2 separate regions of the Mus musculus genome follow, and region 2 is linked to region 1. Evidence: chromatin loops called from intact Hi-C (ENCODE). Cell type or tissue: heart. All regions are shown on one strand. Links, peaks and the distances in the headings refer to the core of each region. The heading gives the core; the rest is flanking DNA.

Region 1 (6,282 bases), core at 858-4,857:
CCCTCCTCCAGGCATCTAAAGAGACTGGCAGCATGCCTGCCCTGGGGTTTTATTTTAAACTCTAATAAATTATTTTCTTGAGCTTCCATTTGAGTCCACTATTAATTTACTAAGAACCTCTGGAAGGGACCTTGATTTTTCTGGTATCATCTGGTGACTACAAGGCAGCCCCCAGGATTCTTGTAACACACACCATAGCAATTCTAAAATGCTTATGTGTGTATATAAATACACACATACTTGTTGCAGTGACTTCACTTGCAACAACTTAATTATGAAGATCAGTTAAGCAGTCAGATTGCTGTCTTCATGTCTGATGGTGGGGCAGGAGGTCCTCACTGTAGGCTGTCAGTAAGGCAGTCAGATATGGATGTAAAAATCAGACAGAACAGCCAGGCGTGGTGGCACTCAGGAGGCAGAGGCAGGCTGATTTCTGAGTTCGAGGCCAGCCTGGTCTACAAAGTGAGTTCCAGGACAGCCAGGGCTATACAGAGAAACCCTGTCTCGAAAACCAAAAAAAAAAAAAAATCAGACAGGGGGCTGGTGAGATGGCTCAGCAGGTAAGAGCACCCAACTGTTTCCCTCTTCTGGAGTGTCTGAAGACAGCTTCAGTGTACTTACATATAATAAATACATAAATATTTTTAAAAAATAAGCAAAATTTTTAAAAAATCAGACAGAACAAGAGGTGGTTGAAACACAGGCATGATGTGGAGCTCATGTGGATGGAGTAACATGCTGTTCTTTATTCTTGTGATATACATGATATGCGTGTCCTGTAGAAATGAGAAGCCTTTATCACAGGACTTGAAGGTCAGAGGCATTAAGGGGAATCCTGGGAAAGTGGAGAGTTGAAGAGCCAGTGTGTATATTATAGAGGTGAGGTCATGGATCAGCAATAGTCCATACGAGCTAACAGGTAGCTGCTGCTTCCCCCTGCCCACCAGGAGCTCAAGAGTCCTATCTGGTTAGTGTGCTGCCAGGCAACCCTTGAAGCTGGGATGAGGAGCTGTCACTCAGCTGAGCCCAGGTTACACATTACAAAGTCTCCAGGCCAACCTTGGAGGAGGGAAGTGGGTTTTAGTTTTCTTGTATTGTTTCTTTTTAAGAATTACTTTTAGTGATTGTGCATGTAGGGAGGTTTGCGTGTAGAGGTCAGAGGACAACTCTGAGAAGTCAGCTCTTTTCATCTGTCATGTGGATGGAACCCAGGATATCAAGCTTGGTAGCATGCACCTTAACCTACCGAGCCATCTCACCAGCCCCTTGTGTTGTTACTTAAGCCTGGCCAGGGTTTCTCAACCTTGATATCTGCAGCCAGTTCCACCGCACGCTCCCAGGACTCCCTGTATATACCATATCATAACACCTACAATTCTTTCCTTTCCTGCCCACTTACAGTCTCACCACTTGTGGCCCAAGTGGCTTCTCTCTTTCGGTTGATCGGGTATGGCCGCTGCCTGCAGTCTTCTTCAGGGGACATTCCACATTCCTGGATTGTCCCCACAGTATCTTAGGCTATACTCCCATAGTTTGTTCAGCACCTGCAGGGACCTCAGTCCTACCACACATGGCCTGGCCTCTCACCGTTTCCTTTGAAATCTGGGTAAACACTTGGGTGACCCCAGACCTCGTATAGTCTCCTTCCTCCCCTACAGAGTGGGGGCTCCTCTGCATGTGCTTCTTTTGAGCATTGGGCCAGGCATGCAGTAAGTGATCATTAAAAAGAGATATTAACCCTGTTATGTTAATGGAACTAAGTTATCCTGCTCAGGAGAAACAGAAAGCCCTTAACACATGGACCCTTGAGGAACATTTAAGATCATATGTAGTAAAATATGACATTTTCAAACATCAAATGTTAGTAATGGGGGACTGGAGAGATAACTCCGTCAATAAGAAGCCTGACTTCTCTTCCAGACAACCAGTTCCAGGGGGTCTAGTGCCTTCTCCTGGCCTCCAAGAGCACCAAGCATGCACATAGTGCACAGGCATACATGTAGGCAAAAGAGTCATATACACAAAAGTCAATCTTTAAAGATGTTACATTGTGAGATGGCAGAAAAACAGAGAGGGGGAGATAAAGATAGAACTTCAGAGGACATCGTTGAAGCAAAAATAAAACCTCTACAGAGACTCATGCTGCCTCCTACTGACTGCTGGAGTAAAACAAAATCATGACACCAGAATGGTCACTTAGATAGTGTTAATTAGCATCTGTTCTTCCCACTGTCCTCCAGATGCCATGTGGAAAGTTGCCATGTAAACTTCAATTTGGTGTCTGTGTTTTTAATTTTTATGTTTATGTGTGTTCAGTAATGCAGAACAGCCATACTTGTATGTGTCATAAACTAAACAGTAAGCAAGCAAACATACCCACTTTCTGTAAATGTAGTGGTTCTCAAATGTGAGGGCATTCTGGCTGACTGAGTAACAGAGAAACCCCATCCCTCGGCCTCCTGCAGAGCCAAGAAGTCTAATTTTATGCTAAAGACTTAAGATGTCTATAGCAGGAGAGCCATCAACACCGCTGTGAACCTGCTCTTATAGAAACTTTATTCCTTCCGGTTTCCTTTGTCTTTAATAACCTCACTAGCACTAAAATCCACAAATCTCTCCATCAAAGAATGTACAGTTAAATGCAAAGAAGGACGCCAAAATGTCTGTCCCACATGTCTTTTCCTTTTCTGTGGTGTTCTGTGCTCTGAGCCAGAGTTGCCTTCATACATAGACAAGACTATTTGCTGCCCTCTAGTGGCCACTCTGCTCAGCCACTAAATGGCTGCAATTTCGTCCAAGGTACCTTCCTGTAGAATTCAACTTTTCTCCAGTAGCTTCCCATGAAAAAACGCATCTCCAAAAAACCACAAAGTATGAGGAATGGCAGTGATTAAAAAAAAAAAAAAAAAAAAAAAAAAAACCAAACCAACCAGAAATGAAAGGGTTGAGGGTTCACCTGCAGACAAAAATCTCTGACTCATAATAAAGCACTGCAGTTGGGAACCAAGTTAAGTCTCTTTCCTTAGATAATGTTAAGTGCCGTGAGAAGCCTGGAGAGGGGGGAAATACTCTAAAGGAAAGGAAGGTGTGTGTTGACCACGTCACTGGTGTCTTACACAAGTCAATGCTCTTTATCTTCGCCATGTTCTCATTGTCCACCCTTGCTTATGCTAATTTTATAAAGAAACTAAACTTTAACAAACTCGGTTAAGACGTAGTAAGAACTGCACGACACTGAATGCGTGAACTGGCTGGAGGAATGAAGCCCAGGGGAGGTATGTCAAGGAGACTGCCCACATGTGCCCTTTGCATTAGGATTTTATTGCTGTAAACAGACACCATACCCACTGGCAACTCATATAAAGGAAAAACCGGCTTACAGTTCAGAGGTTTAGTCCATTGTCATCATGGTGGGAAGCATGGTGGCAGTAGGCAGATAGGCTGCGGGAGAGGTAGCAGAGAGTCCTACATCTGGATCTTCAGGCAGCAGGAAGAGTGAGCCACTAGGCTTGTCTTGAACTTCTGAAACCTCAAAGCCCACCCTCCCAGTGACACACTTCCTCCACTAAGGCCACACCTACTCCAATAAGTCCACTCTCTACGAGTCTATGGGTGCCATTTTTATTCAGACTGCCACACCTTCCATTGACACATACACACCATCTCTACAGAACTCCATATGCTGCATCAAGTGTTCTGGATTTTTTTTTCATTAATATTGCACTCTCATTTTGCTTCTCTGAAGCTCTTATTTGACTCTGGGGTGATCCTACAGATGACTCCCACCCCCACCCCCACCCAGGGTATCAGGGGTTAATTACTATTAATTTTTGCAAACCCCACAAATTAACTCACATCATCTTACCCAGATGTTTGATGGAGCCTTTCATCCTAATGATGGGAAGAAAGATCGGGTCTCCTGTCTGTGTAGTAATAAAATGCTCTGTGATTTGGTTTGTAATTTATGCAGAACAAAGCTGTGGTCAAAATGTCAAATTCTCCAGCTGGAGAGATGGCTCAGTGGATGTGGAGGCTTGGATGAGAATGGGCCCCACAGGCTCCTATGTTTGAATGCTTGGACCCCAGTTGGTAGTGTGGGAAGGATAAAGACACATGGCCTTATTGGAGGAGGTGTGTCGCTATGGGATTTGAGGTTTTAAAAGTCTATGTCATTCCCAGTTAGCCATCTCTAACCCCCAAACCGGATCCCCTGCCCACAGCCTGGAGCTCGTGGATCAGATGTAAGCTCTCAGCCACTGCTCCAGTCATGCTTGTTTGCTGGCTGCCATGTTCCCCACCTTGATGGTTATGGACTCTACCATCCTATGGAATCAGCAGTCTCAAAGTAAATGCTTCTTTTTAAATAATAATAATAATTTGCCTTGGTTGTGGTGTTATGTTGTGACAATAAAGAAGTAACTAAGAGCTGGGTGGTGGTGGCACACGCCTTTAATCCCAGCACTTGGGAGGCAGAGGCAGGCGGATTTCTGAGTTCAAGGCCAGCCTGGTCTACAAAGTGAGTTCCAGGACAGCCAGGGCTACACAGAGAAACCCTGTCTCGAAAAGCCAAAAAAAAAAAAAGAAGTAACTAAGATGTTAGATAAAAGGCTCCCTGAGCAGGTGTGAAGACCTGAGTTCTGTCCCCAGAATCCAGGAAAGTTGGGGGAGGTAGTGATCCTGTGTAATCCCACCATGCCCAAGGTGAGATGAAAAGTGGAGACAGGACAGTTCCCAGGAGCTCTTGTGCCAGCTAGACTGACACAAGCAAGCAGCAAACCAGAGACCTTGTACCAAACAACATGGAAAGCAAATGACTGACCAACCCCTGAGATTCTCATCTGACATCCACATTCAATGGCACACACGTCTACACACACACACACACACACACACACAAATATTGCCATATTCTCAGCCTTCAATCTGTTACAAATAGGAGACTAACAAGTGGGTTATAAGAAAATGAGTGTATATAAATGCCACCAAGTCCCATCTTCCAGATATAGAAAACCTACTCACATGCTAACCAAGACAACAAAGAAGAGGATTTCACTGCTTATGGTTCATAAGTTGTGACAATAAAAAATGAGACCCCCCCAAATTAAGTGAATTCTAAAGGTGACAGATATAAACCTGTCTCTCCTTTTTGTTGTTTTTTAAAATTGAGAATGGTCCTGGTACCTGACTTCCAGAAGAAAGGTTTTAGAGAAATGTTGTTCAGTAGGATAAAGGTGACATTTCTGCCTAAATGATTCCAAGCTGTGCTACTAACATACATATATACATATTCACACACACACACACACACACACACACACACACACACACACACACACACACCACTCTTTCCTTCTATTTTTGCATCTCCTTTTGCCCACTAGTTCATTTCCGGAATTCACACTTCTCCACTTGTCATTATTCCCCAAACAATCCAATAGCTACTGATATCTCATGTATTATAAACAATTTAGGGCTGCTTTAAAATGTAGGAAAGGAGGCACAGGTGTTATATACAAATATTCTGTTGGGAATTGGTTCCAATGCTTTGTCTTGATTTGGCCCCCAAATCAGAAATCTGCATGTCCAGATGTTGAAGGTCGTTGTCCCTAATTGGTTTTGGATTGCTCAATAAAGAGCCAATGGTCAATGGCTGGGCAGAGAGATAGAGGTGGGACTTCTAGGCACCTGGAAGAAGAAACACGGGGAGGAAGAAGCAGCATCTACACCAGAAAATAAAAGGAGTAGGACAGTAGGACAGACCAAGACAGAAGGACAGGGGGAGGAGGGAGGAAACTCCTGAGCAGTGTCAGCTGCAGTGCCTGTCATAGATCTATTCATCCTACGCCACTCACCCACTACACGAAATTGTTGAGACGTTGTTCCATTAATTAACTGGCAAACAACTTGTTCAACCAACCTTCCTTACAAACTCTTGCCCATTTTTGCAGTACTGCTTTTCTATGTGTCTTCTAATTATCTCAAATATTGTTTGGCATGTGTGCAGTTTGGGAAATTTCAAAGGTATGGCCTTGAGGGAGGAAGTGTGTCACTGGACATGGCCCTGAGAACCCTGCTGTGACGGTTCAAGACTTGAACCTTCAGCTTCCTGCTCTGACCAGCATGTCTGCTGTTTGCTAGCAGGAGCCCTGCCTCCCTGCTAAAACAGACTCTAATGAGCATTCTCCTGTAAGTTGTATTGGTCACGTTGTGTCAACACAGCAATAACAAGTAACTAATACAGGAAGAAACAAAGCCAGAGCTTCCTCCCACAGCAGGCTTCTA
Region 2 (6,282 bases), core at 868-4,867, 160 kb before region 1:
CTGTTGGCGAGAGCAGCAATAGCCACATAAGCCTCCAAGCATTCCATTTATTACTTGAATGAGACACAAGATGAATTCAACTGCGGCAAAAGCCAAGAGGATAGAAAATAGAGTCACATGCCACTCCACAATATGCTTGGGCTCATAGCACTTGGACCACATAGAGGAATTCAGAAGGTACCTGTGGACAGAAGAGGAACTTCAGACACGTGGCCACAGTTTAAGAGGATATCTCATAACTTGCCTTTATTGTTTAGAGATTTTCATTCAGAAACATGGAAATGAATTAACACAATGTTATGTGCTAGCTACACCGTTCCAACAAATGGAAGGGTTTAGCCCAAAGATTATCCCAATGATAAACATAAAATTAAAACACAAATTTTGACACCAATCTAGGATTCTGTGGTTAAAAAATTCACACATGAGAGATTTTTATATTCTTTAAAAGACATATGACTTCTTGTGAGAAAGAAAAGCAAACATATATTAGCATCATGATTAACACCATGTCTTGTATCATATGGCTGTGAACTAAAAGTAAAAATGGAAAAATGGAAACAATTCAGGCTGGGGTAGTAAACTTACAAAGCATATTTCTGTTCTGTTACCCAGGTTTATCATTGCTTAATCTTTGTCTATGAGCAAGCTATTGAGTAAATTTTTTATTTGGAAAATATATTTTACAGTATACTTTAAACTTTGGGATCTTAATTATCACTTTATTAAGATATTAAGCACTTTCCTCTTTTGAAAAGTATCCAAATTCTGCCAAGTTAAAACTCAAGAGGCTTTCATTTTCAAATGAAATTTGTTGATATAAATTGTTTTTAAATTTTTAAGCAAAAAGTTAATTCCCAATAGAAAGTAGAAGGATTTGAGTTCAGCCTCTTTACTTTCATGATATCATGCTCTGTAGCAATGAAGAGCACCTTTTATTCAGTTATTAGACCAAGATGGCTGATCTGCTGCTGTGTGAGTGCAACATTGAGCTAGAGCTGCACCGTAAGGAGCATTCTGTTCTGAAAGAACATGGACTCCAGCAGAAGAACACGGATTGAGAACATCAATGCCAAGTATGGGGATCAGGGAAACAAAGTGAAAGGCTACCATCAAAAAAAAACCTTCCCAAGAGAAGACCTGTTTATACCCACTCTGCAAGGCTCAGTTCCATGCAGGCAGGGGCAGGGCCTATTCTTCTTACACCCAGCTACCAGCACAGTATCTGGGACATTGTGTATGTTTAAAAATCACAGAATGATAAATAACACCCTGAACTCTCCTTGTTAAAAAATCACCAGACCATATTAAGGTCATATGTGACTTTATATATACACAACGTGAGAAATTTCTTCTCGCACATGTGTGTGTGTGTGTGTGTGTGTGTGTGTATGTGTGTATGTAGATACATACATACATACATACATACAAACATAGGCATGCCTTGGATCTCTTTCCTAGCATGTCAGCCACTGCTACTCCAGAGTAGAATTTGGATTCCCCGTAAAGTAGGATTCAATCATGTGGGAACATCCAGGAGTGACTTAACCCAACAACAAGACCTGGTACAATTTCTTATCACTTCTTCCTGCCCCAGCTTGAAACCAAACATCTAACATTGGAACAGTACACTGAGCCAATAAGAGAGTCAACTTGTTGGTTTAAGACAAAACTTACCACCACCACTCCACCCCTAAAAAAATCAAAACAGAACAAGAATATGGCATTCTGTCCCCGTGTTTCTGCTTGTCAGTAAAACAAAGGCTGTTATTCAGGTCACACAGAGTCAAAATTTTCTTTAGCTCTATTTAGCTACTGAAAATTTAATCGGTGGCTTGGAACTGTTAGTTATTCTATGTATTGAGATCCCTAAACAGATTCAAATAAAGAATGATCTAGAAGAAAAAAGACCTTTTTTTGAGAAGCATAAATGAGTAGTGAGACAGATGTACAAACAGCTCTTAAAATCTGTTTAGTAATAGACATAACCCTGTATGCACCTGAGATCATTTTCTATGAGCACATTATGTTCTGAGCAAAGTTGATGACAGTTGGAGGCATTAAGACTCCAACTCCAATAAGTACTGGGTTTTCTTCAGAGGCTACCATTCTTTCATGTTCATCCTAAACTAATTCTGACAGTGATCACAATATGTCAGCCATCACATGAGCATTTCACACGGATCGCCTCATTAATGCTCATGACAACTGCCATTCTCTAGATGAAGTCACTGAGAGACGGGAAAATTAGTTCACACCTTCCTGTTCTTAGAGAGTGAGTAAGGAGCTCAACCCGGGGATATCTGGCACTTCATTCTGAACTCTGTTGGAACCTACACTCACATATGCATACACGCATGCACGCACACGCGAACACACACAATATCTTTTCTTTTAAAGAAGGCAAGTCAGGAAAGAACAATCGATACTCATCCATCACCAGCTTTTCTGATTCTGTTCTTCTGTCATAACTGACTAAAAACAGAAAATCCCAGCATAAGACAATGGGCCTCTCTTAACGACACTGAAGCTGGAGTAGTGGGGAAGACCTTTGCTCTGTCTCTTGGTAACTTGAATCAAGGGTGTGTGTGTTATACATGCTTCACAATATGCAGGCATAGGGTGGAAGAATTGTTTGTCCTAGGTTTTGAATACATAAAAATACTATAATACTGTCCTATGACCTAGTAAAATGTGCTACATTTGACCTGAGTGTCATTGGGGGTTTGCAGCACATACTAGCTGAGCACAAACGCTATGAGGCAGACAACCTGGATTCAGAGATTCACTAGTACTTTCTAGCAATGAGACCTTGGACAAATCACTTCATCCTTCCCTGCCTCCTTTTCTCATTTGTAAAAGAAAAGGAATTATGGGAGCATCTCCATACGGTCGTGGTAAGAACAAAATCAGTGAATATATGCAATAGTATATTCACTGATTAGAATTTCCCCAGGTTCATGACTGCCCATCTAGCCTTACATACTGCATGATTTGGAGTAAGGAAATATTGGATGGGTGGATAGATAGATAACTTAGTTTTAAGCATTGTGGTTAAGAATGTGTTACTAGTTAAAGAACAGTTACATACTGTCCCTCAGTGCTGGCAAAGGTGTAGTTCCATACTCCATGGGCATCGCTGCACTTTGGTCCTTCTGCCAAACCCAGTGATGCCACAATGACACAGTAAGCAGATCCCACGATTCCAATCAGAGCAGCCAGTACAGAAGAAAGCATCTATGGAAAGGAAAAAGCAAGAAGTGAGCCTCCATCCTGTGTCAGGAACGAAGCACATCCACCAGGGCGCAGCACCAGGAGGCTTACCGAGCATCGCTTGCCGTAGTTTTCGTAGCCGCAGCAACCACAGCAGTCCTCTTCATCCATCCCAATGAACACAAACGCTGGCAGGAGCATCTGCTCAGAAGGCAAACAGAATCAAGCCATGGCCTTTCCTGATTCCCTATGGGTGGGTTCAGGCGTTTCTGTAAGATATATCTATGTCTTCTGATTAGGTCAACCAGATATCATGAATGATGTAAAGGCCTAAGAAGAGTCGCAAGTATTACATTTGCTTGCTTCCATGTACAGTGAGTGAGCACACAGAGTGTGAAATAATAACCTGTAAATGTGAACTGTCAGCACTGTTAAATGTAAAATCTGTCCTCATCAAACATAGAAGATCAAATCTTGAGTAGAACGGCTGAAACATTTTGAGTACGTAGAAAACGTAAACATTTTTCATAAAAAAAAAAAGATGATCTGTTTCTTTGAAGATACAAAGGCTCCAGTTCAACTCAGCAATGATGCTCTTCATGTAAGAATGAGCTACTTGAAATTTAAGCCCCAAAGCAGCAAAGCAGAGTAGATGCTAACTATATGTTAAACAGTGAGTATGCTCACTTGTATTATTTGCACTGATTGTGGGAACATGAACGATAGTGATGCTTAAGTTCAAAGCACATGCCAGGCAGTGGTGGCACACGCCTTTAATCCCAGCTCTTGGGAAGCAGACAGGTGAATTTCTGAGTTCAAGGCCAGCCTGGTCTACAGAGTGAGTTCCAGGACAGCCAAGGCCATACAGAGAAACCCTGTCTCGAAAAACAAAAAACAAAACCCAAAAGTTCAAAGCACATTTGCCACGCCAATGCCACGAGGAGTCCATTAGGTTTCAACGTCTTAATTTTAGTTGACAAAGGAGATAGTGTTCTCTGCAATAGTAACGATTCCATAAAATTTCTCTCTGCAGTTCTTAAGTCTAGCATTTTAAGTGGACAAAGTCAAATGTGTCTACATTCCATCTGTGTCGAGATGGAAACTAATACTTCACCTCCCATTGTGCCAAGGAAATTCCTCCCAACTTCAACAACAAACAACCTGTAAGGGGGAGGGAGAGTAAGCCAGCACATTCCATCCTTAGACTGAGATGCTAACCTGCTTCTAACTCCAACCTCAGGAGACCACTTACAGTTATTAGAAAATACCAGTTCACTCCCTAAATGTTTTCCCATGTCATAGATGCCTGAAAGTAAGCAGCAGAGAGTAATTTAGACCCCAAACTTTTGTCTCGGAGCCAGCCAACTCTCTCCAGCTCCAAATGAGGACTGACCATTGCTCCCGCACTCAGAAACTCGATAGTCTCTCAAGTCTCCTTGGACAGTGATCATTTTTCAAGCTGTAAAGTAAAAGCTTCTGAGAAAAGAGACTTCTCTCTAAGGCAAAAGATTTTACTAAAGCAACATCTAATAAGGTCAGCAAAAGTTTAACACAACCTTAGAATATTCTGCTTTCAAAGAGAGAGCGCAGCAACAACGACAAAATCCAGTTTTTACAGATGGGCATTATAGAAAACTTCGCATGAGAAGAATACTCTCTGCCATTCGAGAGGAGAGGAAGTTTTAGTGATAATAGTTCTGAGTGACTCACCAGCAGGCCTCCGCCTACAATGCCGGCAAAATACCACACGAAACGGCTGAGGTGGTCCTCCGTAGCATACTTTGTCTCCCCATTAGGAAAGTAGAGCAAAGCATTAGCTACGATGCAGAAGACAGCAGCCCACACCAGAGAGTATCCGATGTATCTTGCACACTTTACGTAGCACATAGTGGCACCAGGAGTCCTGCAGGCTTTCCTCTGTTCCCTTTCTTCAGCTCAGCGGTTCCACAGATCAGATGTTAGCGTGCCCCTTTGTGGAGAAAGCCGATGCTCACAGCCCATTCCTGCTAACACTTAAATAGTGCCAGTGCTTAGTGCCAGTAAACGAGGTTCTAAGCTTTCATTGGTCCAGACTTCAGACTCCGGTTGGGGTGGAGGGAAGTAATGGAGTGCCCCGCCCTTCAAATGAAATCCTTGGGACAACGAAACCAGTAGTAGGATGTGAGAAACATCCTCAGTCACCTGCAAGAGAGAAAATGACTAATCCACTATACCGCTTGCTCACAGGATAAAGACGAAGGGGAAGTCTGGCACAGTCTTCCAGTAACTGCTTAGAGACGGATGCTTTGGGCCTTGGAAAGAGCTGTGATCTCTCTCTTGCAGCCTTTTGGACCGTTTCCAGTCTGAGGCTGTGTTCACTTCTACATTGACACGAATTTAATTTGCGACCTGGGGCAAGTTTCCTAAGCTCTGAGCTCATTTCCGTGTCTGATCGAGGCAACGTGTCCAAGCTGTCACCCACAGATTTAAGGAGGCTGCTGGGAAAATTACAGAGTGGCTTCTTTTCCTCTGCCTGCGGCTAGCTAGGCAGGACAGATCCCATAGCTGGGTTCCCTGGGTCAGCGCGGCTGAGGGCATCTGCCTCAGAGAGAGATGGTATCCAACAACACAACAGCTCAAACATTCCTGACTAATGCCGTGTAGCAAAGCAGTGCCAGAAAAGGTGAAGGAGGCCCACGGCACGGCTTAGGGTGGAAGATGGAAGAAGAGGGGACTCATTTGCCCTTCCTTGGTAGGTCAGATAAGGAAGCTGAGAAAAACTGAAGAATCTAGAGACTCCAGCTTAGATCAGTGGTATCTCAAAGCTATAGAAAAGGATACAATCTAGCCACTAAACAGCACGGAGACTAACAATAAGTGAAGAGGTCACATTCCCAACTGGACTGAAGAAATAAATAAATGTAAATGCCGGAAAACCGGAACCATCTGGGTGTGTGCAGAGTTAGACCCCATAAAAGCCTCACTCTGTCTCCAGCACACTTCTAACAACAGGGTGTATGGTCTCTGTTCTGGTTTGTGAGTCCTGTCTAGATAGCATCCCATCGCTGATAAGGCTGAAAGAGCAATATA

What was found. A loop is a pair of places that touch in the nucleus more often than their neighbours do. Peaks named below come from ENCODE experiments on the same cell type or tissue, not always from the same donor. Only the 100,000 strongest peaks of a DNase experiment are listed, where the experiment ranks them.
Region 2: a loop joins it to region 1, with 8 times the contacts of the local background. A loop is called at or near these places in 1 of 42 quality-filtered maps.

The regions. Positions count from the first base shown.
Region 1 is chr3:57,445,937-57,452,218 of GRCm38, forward strand. No RefSeq gene overlaps it. Among named protein-coding and RNA genes, the nearest start is that of Tm4sf4, 24 kb to the left of the region's middle. In heart, for the core only: CTCF peaks have their summits at 2,147 (motif pointing left), 2,763 (motif pointing left) and 2,971; no DNase peak of the experiment used is centred there.
Region 2 is chr3:57,289,689-57,295,970 of GRCm38, forward strand. Tm4sf1 (transmembrane 4 superfamily member 1) reads right to left here. Exons shown (of 7, transcript NM_008536.4): 3 at 4,924-5,394; 4 at 3,325-3,414; 5 at 3,092-3,237; 6 at 1-181. The coding sequence starts at 5,100. Among named protein-coding and RNA genes, the nearest start is that of Tm4sf1, 9.2 kb to the right of the region's middle. In heart, for the core only: a CTCF peak has its summit at 3,286; no DNase peak of the experiment used is centred there; H3K4me3 peaks cover 416 bases; H3K27ac peaks cover 745 bases.